2 separate regions of the Homo sapiens genome follow, and region 2 is linked to region 1. The links are chromatin contacts, found by Hi-C or POLR2A ChIA-PET in ENCODE. All regions are on one chromosome and are shown on one strand. Each heading gives the region's core, a stretch centred on a gene start or an enhancer-like site at or near the end of the contact. The rest is flanking DNA. Distances are from core to core; before and after follow the strand shown. Region 1 holds the start of AGK-DT (AGK divergent transcript). Region 2 holds the start of FAM131B-AS2 (FAM131B antisense RNA 2).

Region 1 (5,414 bases), core at 883-3,382:
CTTTGTGAGAGTCTGCAAGAATGAACCTAACCTGGTCTAGGGCTGAGGGGGTGGTGCACAGTCAATGAAGTCTTCCCTGAGCCTTGAATAATGAGGAGGAAATCACTAAAGTAACGAAGGAGTTTTGTGGATGCTATTGTCTGAATGCTGTGTTCCCCAAAAATGGTGATGTGGAAGCCCTATCCCCATTGAGATGGTATTAGGAGATAGAGCCTTCGGGAGATAATTGGGTCATAAGAGTGGCTCCCATGAAAGGGATTAGTGTCCTTATGAGACTAGACACTACAGAGATGGTCTCTCTGCATTGTGAGGATACAGCAAGAAGACAGATCTCTACAAACCGAGGAAGAGAGCTATCACCATGCACTCAACCATGCTGGCACCTTAACTTTGGACTTCCAGCCTCCGGAACTGTGAGAATTAAATTTCTGTTGTTTAAGCCACCCAGTTTTTGCTATTTTTTTTTTACAGTAGCCCAAACTGAGAGTGTACAAAGGCATAAAAGACAGTAAAGTGTGTTGAGAGAAACATACGTAGATAGTTGAGGGGAGAATTAGGTTCATGGCTGAGACTGGAAAAAGGGGGTATGATCTAACAGTAATACGCTGGGGAGAATTTAGCAAGGCCTATTTGTTCTGATTCTTCTCTGTGTACCTGTGTCTTCAAAGATAAGGGCATTCCTTTCCTCGATCCTATACTTACAGGATGAGCACCTCTCACTGAAGGGTCTTATACAGAAGAAGGTCAAACAATTCTTTTATGGCCTGCTTCAGGGGAGAAAAGTGGGAAGACACAAAGTGACTTTCCTGCTTCAGTTGTTTCCTCTAATGCCAACGAGTCATATTTTGCGGCAGTGTGTCCTGAATCTCATCAACAGCGGAGTAAAAATTGGAGTGTCTAGAACAGGGGTTCTCAACCTTTAGTGCAGAACTTGTTAAAAACACAGAATCCTGGGAACTGCCCCTTCCCGCAAGAGTCTCATTTGTTCTGGAATTAAGCTGTCATCTTCACTTGTTAACAAGTACTCCCATGTTGGTTGCAATGGAGGTCACCACTATACCAGACTTTGAGAAACAGTGGTTTAGAGATAAAGGATTGAAGACCAGGTGGGATTAGAAAAGACCTTGAACCCACACTAAGGACTTTGGCTATTATTTTGAAGACAATGAAAAACCTTTAATGGGCTTTAAGCAGGTGAGTGATATAATCATATTTGAACTGTTAAAAGACCACTTTATAGCAGAATGAAAAATGAACTGGAAGAAGCTAAAATTAAAGCTAAAGAGAACCATTAGGAAGTTATTGCCATAATCTGTAGGCTCCTAAAAGAACAAACCAAGATAAAGGATGGATTTGGAAAGCTTTAGAAAGTAGAAATTGGCAGCAGTTGGTGGTCCATTGACTGTAGTAAGTGAGAGAGGAGGAACCAAGCCAGGTTTTTGTGCTTGGGTGACTGGTTGAATAGTGATTTCAGTCATTTAGATTTGAGTGGTAGGTTTGTGGAGAAAAGTAGTGCGGTTTAGGAGATACTGAATTTGACACGCCTGTGGAGTATCCAGGTGGAAATGTTTTTCTTACTAGATAGTGAACCCCTCATGGGCAAGTTCGTCTATCCATCTGCAGCACCAGAACCTAGTAAAGCGCCAGAATGAATGAACCAACCAACCCATCAATGGATCTGATACTATTGGCCCCATTTTGCAAAGGGCTATGCTGAAGCCCAAGGGACGAAGTGAGGGGGGTCCACAAGTTAGCGACAGCTCTGGGACTCGAACCCAGGACAGCTGACTCCCGCCGTGACCACGGGATCCGCGCGAGGCCCTCCCCTGCCGCGCCGGCCAGGCCCGCACCCCCTACCCTCAAGCCGCGCCGCCGCCTGCACCCACGACCCCTGATGCTTGGGTCCCCGCGGCTCTCGGCCCAGCGCGACTCCAGAGGCTCCGCCCAGCGCCCCGGGCCCCCATCCCGACTCCCACCCCGCTCGCGCGCTCAGTCCCAGCGACCCGCACTGCGCTCCCCGCCTGGGCGCCGCTGCACTCACCACGGCTGGTCCAGCTCGCGGCTCTGCCTTTCCTGTGTGCTCCCTCCAGATTCCCCGGCTCGTTCAAGGGAAACCGCTGCCGCCGCCCTCGGGTTCCGCCGCGGGGCTGCGAGCGCGCGCGGGCCAGTTCGGGCCGGGGGCGGGAACCGGCTCGGATGCTCAGGGACGGTGGGGGTGGCAGGGCCCACCGGCTTGAGGCTGCCTTTCCCGGCGTTCCCTCGTTTATTGGCTCACTCTTCCTTTCATCCATCCATCCTTTGCGCAACAATATTTGATGGGAAGCCTGCCAAGGTAACACTGTTTTAGCACCTGGAACTAAGTCGGAAAATAAATTAACTAAATGAACAAGGCCATTGGAGATGGTGCTCCGTGCCACGAAGAAAATGAAACGAGGTGATGGAAGGCAGTGCGGGAAGGGGGAGAACTGTGTGAAATTAGGCGGCCTGCGCTAGGCCTTCTGAGTAAGGGGCCATTGGTCTGAGACCTGGATGTCAAGAAGGAGCAGCTGAAGCAAAGATCCAGGGGAGAGAGCCTGGAGAGGGAAGGGCCCGTGCAAAAGCTGAAAAGCCTGGGGCACTCTGGCGAGTTGCAGGCCAGTGTGGGTGAGACAGAGAGAGCTAAGGAGACAGGCCAAGCGAGGAAGCTGGAGAGGTGGAGACAGGCCACGGCGGCCAGGAGTTTGGACATGACATTAAACAGGGCGAGAAGACATTGCGGGGGTGCAATCAGGGGCTGGTGGGACTGGTTTCCATTTCACACAGCTCTCTGGCCACAGGTGCTTGATTGGATTCTAGAGAACAAGAGAGCAACGGAGAAGCTAGGCCAATGCCAACCTCCAGACAGTTTACATTCTGTACTCGCCCACCAGATTGGTGTGGGGACAAAGCCAGGTCCTTCTTCTTTCCAGCATTCAGTCTGCCAACTTTTTTTTTTTTTTAGACAGGGTCTCACTCTGTGGCTCAGGCGCTAGTGCAGTGGTGCAATCTCAGCTCACTGCAGCCTCTGCTTCCCGGGTTCAAGCAATTCTTGTGCCTCAGCCTCCCGAGTAACTGGGATTACAGGTGTGTGCCACCAGGCCCAGCTAAATTTTTTTGTATTTTTAGTAAAGACGGGGGTTTTGTCACGTTGGCCAGGCTGGTCTCGAACTCCTGACCTCAAGCGATCTGCCCGCCTTGGCCTCCCAAAGTGCTACGATTATAGGCATGAGCCATCGCACCCGGCCAGTCAACCAACATTTGAGTGTGCACTAGGCCCTGCATCAGGCACTGGGGGTATGCTCAGGTACAAGGCCCTTCATGGTTCCTGCCCCATGGAGCTTGCTATCTAGTCTGCACATTTCCTACGTGTAGACATGCATCCTACCTATGTCTCCCTAGGTGAATGCTTCAAAAAAAAAAGGCCGGGGCGGGGACCTTCAATGAGGCTATGGTGCAGTAAACATATTCCTTATGCCAGGGTGCACCAATCCATTGGGCCACACTGTTTAGTAGCAAGAAATTTCTAGCCCTCTCTCCTGAGTCTCCATCTGTAAACTAGGGGACTGAGAACATTACTATTAAAAAAAAACCCTTCTAGCTCTAAAATGTTGTCATAGGGTATGGAAGACCATTATTTTCAGTTCCTCTTTTCCAACTATCTAAAGCGTTTGTGTTTGGAAATAAGCTTCTGAACTGCTCACCTGCAGGCTAGAAAAATCTGAGACTTGATTTTGATGTTCCAAGGGTCAGACTCAGCGTATGCTTTAGGGCTTCAGCATGAAAGTGGTTCCCCAAATAAGAAAAGGTCAGCTTTGATGAAGGATGAAGAAGGATGGAAATATAGGAGATTAAGGGAATCTGAATACACACCTGCAGGCAGATGTGTAGGTTGGAGTTTTGGAGACCTATACCAATTCTACTCTCTTCCAAATACCATTTTACTAGGATGCATTCAGATTCCAGAATAATCAGGCACAAGCTCTAGCCAGCCCTGAATGGGTTCCTGCAGCCCAACAGAAACCTGACACTCTGACTTAGGCAGCCCCAAGAACTTCTGTTAGGCTGGGCGCAGTGGCTCAAGCCTGTAATCCCAGCACTTTGGGAGGCCAAGATGGGTGGATTGCCTAAGGTCAGGAGTTTGAGACCAGCCTGGCCAATATGGTGAAACTGTCTCTACTAAAAGTACAAAAATTAGCCAAGCGTGGTGGCAGGTGTCTGTAATCCCAGCTACATGGGAGGCTGAGACAAGAGAATTGCTTGAACCTGGGAGGCGGAGGTTACAGTGAGCCGATATCGCGCCATTGCGCTCTAGCCTGGGCAAGAAGAGCAAAACTACCTCTCAAAAAACAAAACAAAACAAAACAAAACTCTTAGTCAAGGATTAACACAAGTTCCCTCTCATAGTCAAAGAGAGTCCTGGAGAGCTTCCTTTGCTGATCCGTGTTAAGGATCTACGATGCCAGAGAAGACTCAGGTCTGACACTCTGGCCCTTAGAGGCCTGGAACAGTGCCTCGGGCACAGTCCCTGAGGCTCAATGGCACATTCATGCCACAGAGAGGACCAAAGACAGATCCAAATGCACACAGCCAGAGAGAAGGGCTTGGCTTATGTACTTCCTTTTCCATGTTCTTTGTTCACTATCACTAACAGCTGAGCGAGGTTCCCAAGGAGCTATTTGGAATTTGCCTGGGTCTTCAGCTCTTGCCTGGGATCGTCAGAGAAGAACATTTTGCACTGTCAAGGATAGGGACTTGTGTCTCTTTTCACAACTAACACATTGCCACATATAATACTATACTTTATGCATATTGAAATAAGTGACACATTGAAAGTATGGGCCCCAGTTGCTTACAAAATGAATTTATGTTCCCTTGAGGACGAATGTACTGACTGACATCTAGTAGCTCCCAGGAATGGAAGAGTCTTACAACTCAAGATCTCTAGCATTTTCCAAATATGGTGGCTGACCATCCCAGTAGCTTCTCATTAGTCCAGAACCAATCCTGAGGTAACATTCTCTTGGCTCAGAATCTGTTTGGTTTTGTTTGTCTGTTTTTTGAGACAGAGTTTCGCTCTTGTCACCCAGGCCTGAATGCAATGGCGTGATCTCAGCTCACTGCAACCTCCACCTCCTGGGTTCAACCAATTCTCCTGCCTCAGCCTCCCAAGTAGCTGGGATTACAGGAGCCTACCACCACGCCTGGCTAATTTTTGTATTTTTAGTAGAGATGGGGTTTCACCATGTTGGCCAGGCTGGTGTTGAATTCCTGACCTCAGGTGATCCGCCTGTCTCAGCCTCCCAAAGTGCTGGGATTACAGGCATGAGCCACCGTGCCTGGTCTGGGCTCAGAATCCGTTATTAAGGATGTTACAGGGAAATGACCTTGGCCTAGAA
Region 2 (5,062 bases), core at 1-2,500, 1.8 Mb before region 1:
CAAGGGGAGGTGGAGGCAGGGGAAAGTCTGGGGTAGGAAGGAGAAAGACGTCGGCCGGGGTCCCTCTACCCCTCACCCAAGCTCCCCTCAGTTAACCGCTCTAACCCCTAACCCAAGAACTCTCTCAGGGGTCCCAGAGCGTGTGGGGAAGCAAAGGAGGGGCGCAGGGCGCCCTGGGAGTACCAGGTCAGGAAAGGCCGGGCGCACTGCCGAGGAGTGGTGCAGCTCCCGTTACACTTCGGAAAACGGACCCGGAGGGGAAGATTCGTGCCCCACATTCCCGACTCCCACTCCCAGGCGGGGGACTTGGAACGGTCCCAGGAGCCCTGGCTCCCAGCCACGAGCTCCACGATGAGGTAAGAACATCTGCTCGGGACAGGGTGGCTGCGCCCAGCCCCCTCGGCAACAACCTTTCCAGACATCCCCAAATTCCCGAAACGACTGCCCCCCACCCCGGCTCCTGCCGGGGTACATTCCCCAAGCCCCGCCGCATACCTTCCGGGGGCGGCGGGGGAATCTCGCCCACCCGGCCCATCTGTGCGCGCTGGGCCCCGGGTGCCGGGGGAGGCTCGCTGTCCCCGGGCCGGAAGGGATTCACTTTGGGCTTTGGGGCCACCACAGGGCCGAACTTCTTCTGCGGGGCGTAAAAAGCCGGAGCCGAGACCGAAACGGAGATCGCGGGAGACGGGCGGGGGGCCGCCATGGCCGGGCCGGGCTGCTGGGGTGGGTCGCCGGGTTACGCAGCGCGGAGCCGGGCTCAGGAGCCCCAGGCGGTCCCAGCTCCCCTTGGTGACCCCCACTCGCCCCCTCCCGGCGCCCCGCGCCCCCTCCCCGTGGGGCCGCCCTGCCGCTCCCCGCGCCTCACCGCAGGCCGGAGCGTGCGCGCCGCGTCTCGGGTGGCCGCCTCGGCGCCGGGTCCGCAGACTCTGCGTCCCGGTCCGGAGCAGCCTCCAGCCGGGCGGGGAGGGACACACGGAAGGAGGAGGGAGGGAGAAGAGAGGGGGCGGGGAGAGAGCGGCGCCCAGACCATACAAGGAGCGGCCCGGAGAGGGGGCGGGGAGAGCGGGGAAGGGCGGACCAGGCAGGAAACTCCCCCAGGAAGGGGCCCTGATCCTGCCTCAGGCCGGAGGCTCCGCCGAGGTCCGCTCGCCCCCACCCCACTCACTGCCGCCCCCGCCGCCCCAGCCCGGCTCAGACCCCCACTCCCTGAGCACAGGCCTCTGATGTCATTTCCTGACCTGCCTCCCCCTCCCCGCCCGACCCGCGGGTGCCCGAGATCTGACTCACCGTCCCCCTCCGGGCTTAGCCGGCGGAGGTGGGGCGGGTGCCGCCGAGGTAGCCACGCAGCCCCTGTGCGCCTCCGGCCCGGCCCAGCGACCTCCTCTCGGGCCTGCCGTTACCCGGTCCCCTCCTGCCACCACCCGCTACCCGGCCACCCCGAGTCCGCCTGGGGTGGCCGAACGTATGGAGCTGGGCTCCAGGGTGCACGGGGATGGGGGGTGAGGAGCGGGGCGTTCTCCCTCCCAGCACCCCCCAGCTGACTCTGTGCCCGGAGGGGGTGTGTGAGCCGGAACCTCCAGCATTCTTGGGGATACGAACTTCCAACGCTGGGCAGCCTCTTAAGGCTTCTAGGAATTCGCATCCCCAGCGCCCCAGCCAGCAGATCGGTTGCGAGAGGGACCGTTCGGGTCCGCGGGGCCGGGAATGGAGGTGGGAGGGCGGGGCCGAGGCGGCGGCCGCCTGCGGACTGGAGACCCGGGAGGACGGACGCGGACGCGGGCTGCTCGTCTTTTACGGCCCTTCAACGCCCACCACGACCCACTCCTCTTGGAGACCCCGGGCGACGGTGGGGCTCTTGGGCATTCTGAGACTGCGCTTGGTGGAGACCCCGGGCGACGGTGGAGCTCTTGGGCATTCTGAGACTGCGCTTGGTGGAGCCCCCTACTGGCCAGACTGGATTTCTCAGCCTGCGACTCAGCCCCAGGCTACACGAAAGAAGCCAGACCTGGGTAATTCTTCTAGTTCTTTTTTTTTTTTTTTTTAATTGCACTGGGAAACTTCCCCAATCTCGGCCCCAGTTCTTTCTCCAAACTAAGGAGTCATGGCCTTTCGCCCGCTAGTCCAGTATGCACCCGTAGGCGCTTCATTTTCTCTCCTCTTGTCAGCTTTTACTGCCTCCTGAGGCCTTCGTCTTGTTCACACTGAGTGTCCAGTCCCTCCAAATCCGGCTACACTCTACTGGCAAGGAGCACCTGGGCCATGTTTTAGAGATCATCCGAGGACTAACCCCAAAAGTTTATGAAGAGAAAGCAGAGGCCGAGCTGAAGAGATGGACCCGGGTCACACCCAGGTAAAGGCAGGATCTAAACTGAAACTGGTGTCAGATCTGGTTGCCTTGCACCCCTGATATCAGGTGAAGCAACACTGGGCAGGATAGAGCAGAGTGAGGTCAGAGTGTGAAGATCCAGCCTGATGCCCAAACTGACGCCTCTTCATTCTCCCCTGCTCCATCTGTAAACGTCACGGTTAATCCATCTACTTTATTGCATTATATAGAGAAATAAATGAAATGTCATAGCTGTATGCGCTATATGACTCAGTATTATTATTCAAATTCCAGTTCTGCCCAGAATGAAAATTCTGACCTGGTTACACTAAGGCGTTTTCCCCCATATGTCCCTTTCTGGGTTGCCAGGCAGATCTCTCAGGGGCCTCGGTATGTGCAATGTCCTCTCTTTCCTTCAACCTTATTAAGTCTTTAATTATACCTAGGACGACATCTTAATCACTTTTGCAAACCCCACTGATCTTTTTCTCTGGCATCTCATTGTCTTTGTCACCACCAGTATTTCTCACAGCCACAGGCATGTGTGGCCATGTATGATGGGTAGTACGCAGTGCACACCTCTCTGACACGCTCAAGCCAGCCCTGGGCCTGTCTCTGAAGACATGTTAGAAATTTGATACTGGATTTCCTGTGCATGTTGGAGATTGTGTCTTGGGCTTCACAGACCAAAAGTCTCATCACAAATCCTTCAAAATATGGCCCCTTTGGGGAAAAAAAGATAGTTAAGAAGATGATTTCAAGATAACTCATAGGAATAAAAGCTATCTACCCTCTAAATGTCTCCTTAAGTAATGTGCGCGTGCAAAATAGAGTATGTGTAATTGTTAGGCAGCTGAACCTATTTTTAAATCAGAAATAGAAGAGTGCGTAGGCAGGCATAGTTTTACTGACAACTAAGAGCATTCAGAATGCGGAATATTCAAACAAAGACTTTTAAGCCAGCCATTCTAAATACAAGTAGAAACACCCAGAGTATCCCAGAAGAACAGAATCACTGCCCAAGATGTCTCAAGAGGAGCAGCAGAGTCAGTGCTCTTAAAATGAAGACAATGGGCTGGGCGCAGTGGCTCACGCCTGTAATCCCAGCACTTTGGAGGCCAAGGCAGGCAGATCACTTGAGGTCGGAAGTTTGAGACAAGCCTGACCAACGTGGTGAAACCCAGTCTCTACTAAAAATACAAAAATTAGCCTGGTGAGGTGGCGGGAGCGTGTAGTCCCAGCTACTGGGGAGGCTGAAGCAGGAGAAGAATCGCTTGAACCCAGGAGGCGGAAGTTGCAGTGAGCCAAGATCACGCCACTGCACTCCAGCCTGGGCAACAGAGTGAGACTCCATCTCAAAAAAAAAAAAAAAAAAAATGCAGGAAATGAACAAGAGTGGCCTTAACGATTGCTGGGCATTTTTCTTAAGTAAGCAATTCTAATTGATATCCTTAGGCAGTATGTGTGAAGTACAGCAAATAAGAAGATGTTCCTGACTAAAGAATGCCCAACAGCTTAAGACCAGGCCAGGGAGACAAAGTGAGAAAATGGCCACTGCCCTTTACTACCTAAAACATCTTCACGCGCCTCCAAGGATTTATAACCATCAGGTACCAGAAAGTTTTCTTCAAGAGTGCACAGCATAAAGTAGGAAGTTAAGAGCAGTCAGGGAAGGAAAATGAAAAGACAGTGTCACAACAAAAGAATGATTTCTAAAATGGAAAGAGAAATGTGACCAGGAGGTTCTTTCCATATGCCAACTGCAGATGGATAGAGGTTCACTCACGGGCCAGGGACCACGTGAAGCATTCTGAAAACAGCAACAATAGCAGCACCCTAATAACATCAACAACTATAATAGCAGCACACGCTGAGAGAATGCTTAGAATATTGTTTGAGGTGCAATGCTAAGCACTTTAAATATATTAGCCCTGGCCAGGCACAGTGGCTCACGCCTGTAATCCCAGCACTTTGGGAGGCCAAGGTGGGTGGATCACCTGAGGTCAGGAGTTCAAGACCAACCTGGCCAAGATATAGTGAAACCCCATCTCTACTAAAAATACAAAAATTAGCTGGGCGTGGTGGCACGTGCCTGTAGTCTCAGCTACTCAGGAGGCTAAGATGGGAGAATCACTTGAACCTGGGAGGCGGAGGTTGCAGTGAGCCAAAATCGCACCACTGCATACCAGCCTGGGTGACAGATCGAGACTCTGTCCAAAAAACAAACAAACATATATGTATGTTTGTTTATATATATATTCGCCCCTTCTAATCATCACTATAAACCTGTGAGGAATATACATCATTATCCCATTTTTTAGTTAAGGAAACTGAGGCTAACTGGATGTTGGATTTCTCACCTCCTAAACTGCAAAATTTTTTTGCAACACAAATATTAAGACTCTCCTGCCCCATCCTTGCTTCCATCCTTGTATTCCATCACTTCTCCTCAGGCCCTCCTACCTGGTCCATCAACAGCCCCTTTCAAGTCTGCCTTCACCCCAACACCCCTACTTTATACCTGTGGGCTACCATTTTCTCTTTCTGTCTCATGACACCATCAAATTCTGTCTGTTTATATATCTATCTGCATGTGAACACATACACACATTTTGTATATGCAAGCTATATGTATACGTGCTTTTGTAAAATAGCACATTTCCAGAAGATGTCAAGAATTGTTAACAGCACAGCCAGGCGCAGTGGCTCATGCCTGTAATCTCACCACCTTGGGAG

The links. Hi-C counts contacts between places; a loop is a spot of excess contacts on that map. ChIA-PET counts read pairs that join two places held with the same protein, here RNA polymerase II (POLR2A). Pooled maps may share reads with other maps.
Region 2: a loop to region 1 is called in a pooled map, with 4 times the contacts of the local background. The contact joins the promoter of FAM131B-AS2 here to the promoter of AGK-DT in region 1. A Hi-C loop is called at or near these places in 5 of 50 pooled maps. POLR2A ChIA-PET finds 5 or more read pairs at or near these places in 2 of 52 experiments (activated CD4-positive, alpha-beta T cell and activated naive CD4-positive, alpha-beta T cell).

What each region holds. Positions count from the first base shown.
Region 1 is chr7:141,548,062-141,553,475 of GRCh38, reverse strand. AGK-DT (AGK divergent transcript) reads left to right here and starts at 2,132. Exons shown (of 6, transcript NR_183408.1): 1 at 2,132-2,332. AGK (acylglycerol kinase) reads right to left here and starts at 2,066. Exons shown (of 16, transcript NM_018238.4): 1 at 2,042-2,066. RefSeq lists silencers at 1,822-2,001, 2,182-2,271.
Region 2 is chr7:143,377,213-143,382,274 of GRCh38, reverse strand. FAM131B-AS2 (FAM131B antisense RNA 2) reads left to right here and starts at 1,250. Exons shown (of 2, transcript NR_161353.1): 1 at 1,250-2,009; 2 at 2,166-3,120. ZYX (zyxin) reads right to left here and starts at 930. Exons shown (of 10, transcript NM_003461.5): 1 at 866-930; 2 at 496-718; 3 at 1-27. The coding sequence starts at 703. It also overlaps a transcript of FAM131B not described here. RefSeq lists silencers at 411-460, 491-1,520 and enhancers at 2,021-2,110, 1,234-2,134, 2,291-2,370.